2 separate regions of the Homo sapiens genome follow, and region 1 is linked to region 2. Evidence: read pairs that join two places in POLR2A ChIA-PET (ENCODE). Cell type or tissue: PC-3. All regions are shown on one strand.

Evidence for each region. Peaks named below come from ENCODE experiments on the same cell type or tissue, not always from the same donor. Only the 100,000 strongest peaks of a DNase experiment are listed, where the experiment ranks them.
Region 1: POLR2A ChIA-PET joins it to region 2 with 5 read pairs; 2 of 35 experiments call an interaction of 5 or more read pairs at or near these places.

Annotation. Positions count from the first base shown.
Region 1 is chr1:236,515,028-236,519,027 of GRCh38, forward strand. It overlaps a transcript of LGALS8 not described here. Among named protein-coding and RNA genes, the nearest start is that of LGALS8, 7.0 kb to the right of the region's middle. RefSeq lists a silencer at 1,274-1,452. In PC-3, no CTCF peak of the experiment used is centred here; a DNase peak (open chromatin) is centred at 2,424; H3K4me3 peaks cover 1,583 bases; H3K27ac peaks cover 1,444 bases.
Region 2 is chr1:236,074,759-236,078,758 of GRCh38, forward strand. No RefSeq gene overlaps it. Among named protein-coding and RNA genes, the nearest start is that of NID1, 12 kb to the left of the region's middle. In PC-3, no CTCF peak of the experiment used is centred here; no DNase peak of the experiment used is centred here.

The DNA.
Region 1 (4,000 bases), 440 kb after region 2:
ATCTTTTCAACTCATTAAACCTAAACATCCTTGTAAAAAGTGTGAAAAGTTATATAGTTTTTCAAAATTCGATTAGCAGTTACATAAGCATAAATGTTTAAAGTATGTATGGTACAGCCAGGCTTCAGTTCCCTGTCTTAAACACAAAGATCCATATCAATTCCAGATACTGCAATGGTTTGCTGTTTTTCCTGCTTCCCCCATCTCCAAATAAACTAAAGCATCAACATGCCTCACCTCACATAACCCTAAGTTTTCAGCAGTTGGCAGTTACACCTGGAAACCATTTTTCTAAAATAAACAACAACTGTTTGCTTACGGATCAAAATGCAAAGGACCATAACATTTAGCCTCACCTTCCTACTACAGATCGAGTTTAAAAGTGCCATGGTATAGCTAAATTATGAAGAAAGATATGAATATAACTGCAAAAGTGGAAGGAGATTTGGGATAATTCTTGCCCATTTTGTTAGGCCAAATGCATCTTTGTGCAAATTAGAAAAAGGTGGTCTTCATCCCTTCACTCCTATCCTTTTGGGGGTGGAGGGGCAGTGGCTAAAGTACAGACTAGGTTTCAGCTACCACATCCTCCTTCAGTTAGCTGCCCTCGGCGTGACAGAAACATGTGCAAACAGCCCTGTGCCTTTGTCTTATGTTCCAGCCAGCCAAGAAAAATAGTTGTAAAAGAGCAGCTGCTGTTTGGGGTAATGACCTTGGACCCTCCCCAATTTGTTCCAAGCCTGTTTTTGTATTCATTTTTCCCACATTTATGTTCCTGGATGGAAGCTTCCATATCTGCTCTTGGCCCTATTTGAAATTCCCCAGATTTCCTTCCTGGCTCCTGGCCTTTGGTTTTTCATGTGGCTCCTGATCCCACACGCTCCCTGAATTTGGATTCTCCTGTCATTTCAGGTGCGAGGTTTCCCACTACAGCCTCTTGGGCCTCACCTCCAATACCTCTTTCCCATCAGAACAGCCCGGACCTTCCCCTATGGTAGAGCAGAGACAGAATTTAAATGAATTCTCAAGAAGTGCTTGGACTCATATCTAGCAAAATTACATGGCATTTAACCTTTGACACAAAAAATGCAGCTTCTAGGAATCTATCTAAAGATACACTGTGGCAAATATACAAAAAGAAGCATTATTTATCAAGCACTATTTCCTAATAAAATAATTCTTAGGTCAGGCGCAATGGCTCAGGCCTGTAATCCCAGCACCCTGGGAGGCTGAGGAAGGCAGATGGCTTGAGCTCTGGAGTTCAGGACCAGCGTGGGTAACATGACAAAACCCCATCTCTAACAAAAATACAAAAATTAGCCGGGCATGGTGGCATGCACCTGTAGTCCCAGCTACTCGAGAGGCTGAGGTGGGAGGATCGCTTGAGCCTGGGAGGCACAGGTTGCAGTGAGCCAAGATCGCACCACTGCACTCCAGCCTGGGTGACAGAGTGAGACCCTGTCAAAGAAAGAGAGAGAGAGAGAGAAAGGAAAGAAAGGAAGAAAGGAAGAAAGAGAAAGGAAAGAGAAAGAAAGAGAAAAAGAAAGAAAGAAGGAAAGAAAGAAAGAAAAAAGAAAGAAAAAGAAAGAGAAAGGAGAAAAAGAATTCTTACTAATAAATGCAGGAGAAATGATAGAATTGAAATATCACCATTTTCAATTCCTAATGAAATAACGTATCTAGGCAATGACCATCAATAGCTAGATGCTAAAATCATCTGATCAAACACTGATGGGAACTTCGTAACAGATGGATCAGGCTAACAACATCTGAAACCACTAACTGGTTTTGATGTCATAAAAAGAAAAACAACCAGATATTTTCTGTCTCCTGATGAGTTGCAATTGGAGCTACATATCACCTGTAAAGTCTTCTGGCCAAAAAATTAAGCCCAGCCGGACCTTATTAAACCTTTAAATCTAACAATTAGTTTTGAAGCTTTTACAGATTAAATGAAGTCTGAGATTTGCTTCAAAATGAACCAGTGGTGGGGAGGAAGTGGGTGAGGTGTAGGTGAAACAAGATTGGCCACGTCGATAATTGCTGGAGCTGGGCGATGAAAGCACAGGTATTTATCACACCATCTCTCTACTTTTGTGTGTTTTTTTGTTTGTTTTTGGTTTTGGTTTTAAGGAGCAGAGAGTCTAATAGGCAAGAAAGAAAAGAGAAGGCTGAAGGAAGACGCTCCCCCGTACAGAGACAGAGGGAGGGGGCTCCAAAGCCGAAAGAGGAGGTCCTCTTGTGTATGTTTTAAAATACTCCCAGATAAAATATTTTTGGAAGAGTACTTGGTTGGATTCAACAGCTTTTTTTTAATTTAAAAAAATCACCTCAATTTTTTTGCTTGCTCTAACGTGCCATAGAAATTCCTGAGGTTTTACTTGTTGCTTTACAATGAACTGTGTAAACACAAGCTGGAAGAGATCAGCTATGCGCTGGAAGGGTTGGTTAAATATTGAGACTGCCTTGCTGAGGGAAGCCTTTTAATGAATCTCAGTAATTTTGCAAGAGAAAAGATAACAATGAACACTACATTAAACATCATTCTTTTGCACTTTGCTAAATATGTGTATGTAAATTACTGTCTGACTGTTACTGGATATATACAGCATATACATATGCACTTTTTTTACTGTTTTTTTTTTTTTTTTTTTTTTTTTTTTTTTACAGAGCTTGCTCTGTCACCTAGGCTGGAGGGCAGTGGCGCAGTCTCAGCTCACTGCAATCTCCGCCTCCCAGGTTCAAGCGATTCTCCTGTCTCAGCCTCCAAAGTAGCTGGGACTACAGGCGCCTGCCACCGCTCCTGGCTAATTTTTGTATTTTTAGTAGAGACAGGGTTTCACTATGTTGTCCAGGCTGGTCTCGAACTCCTGACCTCGTGATCCATCTGCCTCGGCCTCCCAAAGTGCTGGGATTACAGGCATAAGCCACCGCGCCCGGCCCATGTATACTATTTATACATTTTTAGTATCATTTTGTCTTTACATTTTACATAATTTCAGATACATTTTCCTCATATCAAATAATTCAGCATTTTTTAGTACTAACATCATAGTCTGTAAGCCATTCAAAAAATGTATTTCACAAAATAGGCTATCTCATCCTTTGAGCTATTGAGATGAATTAATTTATACTCCTCCTAAGATCCCTCTCGTCACTAAGATTCTTTTATTTTATGACAAAACCATAGTTCTAGAAGCTTGTTTCTCCCACCTGAAAAGACTGGATTTGGGACATGATCCTGTAGAACTTCGGAGGTAAGCCTGGTGAATCAGATCATAGGGGGTCTGGAGGGTGAAAAAAAAGAGTTTGGTGCTCATGGATGGGGCTAGTATTGGGGTGTAGGGGAGATTAGGTCAAAGCAAGAGGATTCAAAGGAGAAATGAATTCCTTTAGATTGGGGAAGATAATCGGAAGAGGTAGAAGACACCGTCCATGACACTTCCTGGGGAAGCAGATGTATGTATAAGGATGTGAGTATTGTGGTTTTGTAAAGAATGCATTCCTGAAGATGTTGCATAATTTAAAACCTACATATTTTGATTAATTTTCTCATGAGAATAGCAGGGTATGTGTTCTCGGCGCTCACAAATGTATAATCCATTGTGGCAAATTTTTGCTTTCACATATTTTTTTTTATCATTATTGTCACAGGTTCTGTGACGGAGTTCTGGTTTCTAAATTCACAGCATACCAAGGCAGTTCTTTAAAGTTCTTGATACTCTTTTATCATATCTAACTTGTATTCCAAAATTATTGAGTTGGAGCACATTTTCCCAGCACTTAGCACCGCTATTTCATGGATGGTTGGAGAGGGGGTCCAAAAATTTTACAATCATGTTAACAAAAGTGACACAGCAACAAAACAATAAGCAAAATCACTGCCAGAGTATTCCTTAGCTTGAAACAATACGGTTCACATCGATAGAATATGGCATCTATTTCTGTTTAATCAGTTAACCCTGCTAAGTAGCAAGAGCTTACAATTCATGTCTAAAAT
Region 2 (4,000 bases):
ATTTTCTCTCCAAAATCATTTTTGAAACAGCATTTTTATAACTATGCTATATCCCAGGACAATATTACAAGAAGGTATTAGGAGGTTAATCTTTTTGTTTGTTTGTTTTGAGATGGAATTTCGCTCTTGCTGCCAGGCTGAAGTGCAATGGCGCAATCTCAGCTCACCACAACCTCCACGGTTCAAGTTCCGCGGTTGAACTCCCAGGTTCAAGCGATTCTCCTGCCTCAGCCTCCCAAATAGCGGGGATTACAGACATGCGCCACCACCCTCAGCTAATTTTGTATTTTTAGTAGAGACAGGTTTCTCCATATTGGTCAGGCTGGTCTTGAACTCCTCACCTCAGGGTGATCCTCCCACCTCGGCCTCCCAAAGTGCTGGGGTTACAGGTGTGAGCCACCTTGCCCAGCCAGGAGGTTAATCTTAAAAGCATATATTTATGGCTTCTCAGTACCTGTTGTTAATTGTCTTATTCTAACAATGCACTCCCATAGGTTAATTGGATCAGTCTTAATAACCCATACTGACCATTTATTCATCAATTAATATTTATTGAGACCTCACTATGTACCTGGCACAGTGCTAGACATTAAAGGCACACCTAAGAACAAAATATGGTCACTGTTCTCTTGAAGATTACATTCTTATGGGGAAAGACAGACACTAAAGGAATGAATAAGCAATTATATAATGTGTCAGATGGAGATAAAGAAAAGTGCCATAGAAAAAAATTAATTCACGTAAGAACTTACAGAGTGGAGGCTGGGCACGGTGGCTCACGCCTGTAATCCCAGCACTTTGGGAGGCCAAGGCGGGCAGATCACCTGAGGTCAGGAGTTCGAGATCAGCCTGGCCAACATGGCGAAACCCAGTCTCTACTAAAAAATGCAAAAATTAGCCAGGCGTGGTGGTGGGCACCTGTAATCCCAGCTACTTGAAGGCTGAGACAGTAGAATCGCTTGAACCCGGGAGGCGGAGGTTGCAGTAAGCCGAGATCACACTATCGCACTCCAGCCTGGCTGACATAGTAAGACTCTGTCTCAAAAAAAAAAAAAATAAAAAAAGCTTACATTATAGAGTGATGTGGTTGGGTGTGAGAGGTGCAATTTTATTTTGGTATATCAGGAAAGTTCTCTATAATCTCTTCAATACCTTTGGGGCAGAGTCCTAAGAAGTGAGGGAGTGAACCGACTGGGTAGGTTAAGGGAACAGCTGAGGCCGCATTTGGTCCTGGGGACCACAGGTGCAAAGTTCTTGAGCACGAGTGAGCTGCCAAAGGTTGGCAAGAGAGCCAGGTGGGTGGAGCAGGGTAAGTGAGAGATAGACCCCTTGGCCCCACAGGCCATAGTAAGGACTTTGGACAGCATCTGAAAATAGTTCAATGGGCAATAGCAAAAGCAGAAAGAATCAGCCAAATTTACAGAATACGTATTTTCATGAGTTAGTTAAATTGCTGCCTTTGGTTATGGAAAACATTGAAGATAGTACAAACCTAGCAAAAGACAGCCAAGAAAGAATTCCAGTGCAAGACTAAATGAGATATTATCATTGGAAAGGTAGAAAGAAAAATCGCAAAATGCTATTGTCTTCTCATTGAACTTAAGTACAGTAACCTATAATCTACTGCTTGTTCTAAAAATGCAGATTTGTTCCACCTGGATGACATACAGGCATACCTCAGAGATATTGCAGACTCAGTTCCAGACCAGTGCAATAAAGCAAATATAGCAATCAAGTGAAATTACACAAATGTTTTGGTTTCCCAGTGCATATCAAAGTTATGTTTAGCTGTAAAATCTCTGGAAGAAAACCTAAGTAATACCATCCTGGACATAGGAGCAAGCAAAGATTTAATGACAAAGATAGCAAAAGCAATCACAACAAAAGCAAAAATTGACAAATGGGATCTAATTAAACTTAAGAGCTTCTGCACAGCAAAAGAAACTATCAACAGACTAAACAGACAACCTACAGAATGGGAGAAAATATTGGCAAACTACACATCTGACAAAAGTCTAATATCCAGCATCTATAAGGAACTTAAACAAATTTACAAGACAGGCTGGGCACGGTGGCTCATGCCTGTAATTTCAGCACTTTGGGAAGCTGAGGTGGGCAGATCACCTGAGGTGAGGAGTTCAAGACCAGCCTGGGTAACATGGAGAAACCCTGTCTCTACTAAAAATACGAAAATTAGCCAGGTGCAATGGCATGCACCTGTAATCCCAGCTACTCAGGAGGCTGAGGCAAGAGAATCGCTTGAACCTGAGAGGCAGAGGTTGCAGTGAGCCATGATTGTGCCACTACATTCAAGCCTGGGGGACAGAGTGAGAGCCCATTTCAAAACACACACACACACACACACACACACATTTATAAGACAAAAACAAACTACCCCATTAAAAAGTGGGCAAAGAACATGAAAAGACACTTTTCAAAAGAAGACATATGGGCCGGGCGCGGTGGCTCATGCCTGTAATCCCAGCACTTTGAGAGGCCAAGGTGGGTGGATCACCTGAGGTCGGGAGTTCAAGATCAGCCTGACCAACATGGAGAAACCCGTCTCTATTAAAAATACAAAAATTAGCCAGGCATGGTGGTGCATGCCTGTAATCCCAGCTATTTGGGAGGCTGAGGCAGGAGAATTGCCTGAACCCAGGAGGCGGAGATTGCAGTGAACCAAGATCGTGTCATTGCTCTCCAGTCTGGGCAACAAGTGTGAAACTCTGTCTCAAAAAAAAAAAAAAAAAAAAAAAGAAGGCCAGGCGCGGTGGCTCATGCCTGTAATCCCAGCACTTTGGGAGGCCAAGGCGGGTGGATCACGAGGTCAGGAGATCGAGACTATCCTGGCTAACACAGTGAAACCCCGTCTCTACTAAAAATACAAAAAAATTAGCCGGGCGTGGTGGCGGGTGCCTGTAGTCCCAGCTACTCTGGAGGCTGAGGCAGGAGAATGGCATGAACCCGGGAGGCAGAGCTTGCAGTGAGCCGAGATCCCACCACTGCACTCTAGCCTGGGTGACAAAGTGAGACTCCATCTCAAAAAAAAAAAAAAAAAAAAAAAAGACATACATGTGGCCAACGATCATAAAGAAAAAATCTCAACATCACTGATCATTACAGAAATGGAAATCAAAGCCACAATGAGATACCATCTCACACCCGTCAGAATGGCCATCATTAAAGTCAAAAAATAACAGATGCTGGCAAGGTTGAAGAGAAAAGGGAACATTTATACTCCGTTGGTGGGAATCTAAATTAGTTCAACCATTGTGGAAAGCAGTATGGCGATTCCTCAAAGAGCTAAAAGCAGAACTACCGTTCAACCCAGCAATCCCATTACTGGGTATATACCCAGGGGAATATAAACCATCCTACCATAAAGACACATGCACGTGAACGTTCATAGCAGCATGATTCGCAATAGCAAAGTCATGGAATCAACCTAAATGCCCATCAATGACAGATAGGATAAAGAAAATATGGTACATATACACCAAGGAATACTATACAGCCATAAAAAAGAACAAGATCATGTCTTTTGCAGGAACATAGATGGAGCTGGAGACTATTATCCTTAGCAAACTAACACAGGAACAGAAAACCAAATACTGCATGTTCTCATTTATAAGTAGGAGCTAAATGATGAGAACTCATGGACACAAAGAGGGGAATAACAGACACAGGGGCCTACCTGAGGGTGGAGGGTGGGAGGAGGGAGAGGAGCAGAAAAAATAACTATTGGATACTGGGCTAAGTACATAAGTGATGAAATAATCTGTACAACAACCCCCCATGACACGAGTTTACCTATATAACAAACCTGCACATGTACTCCTGAACCTAAAATAAACATTTTTTTTTAAAGTTATGTTTAGGCTGGGCGTGGTGGCTCAAGCTTGTAATCCCAACACTTTGGGAGGCCAAGGCGGGTGGATCACCTGAGGTCAGAAGTTCAAAACCAGCCTGGCCAACAGGCCAAACCCGGTCTCTACTAAAA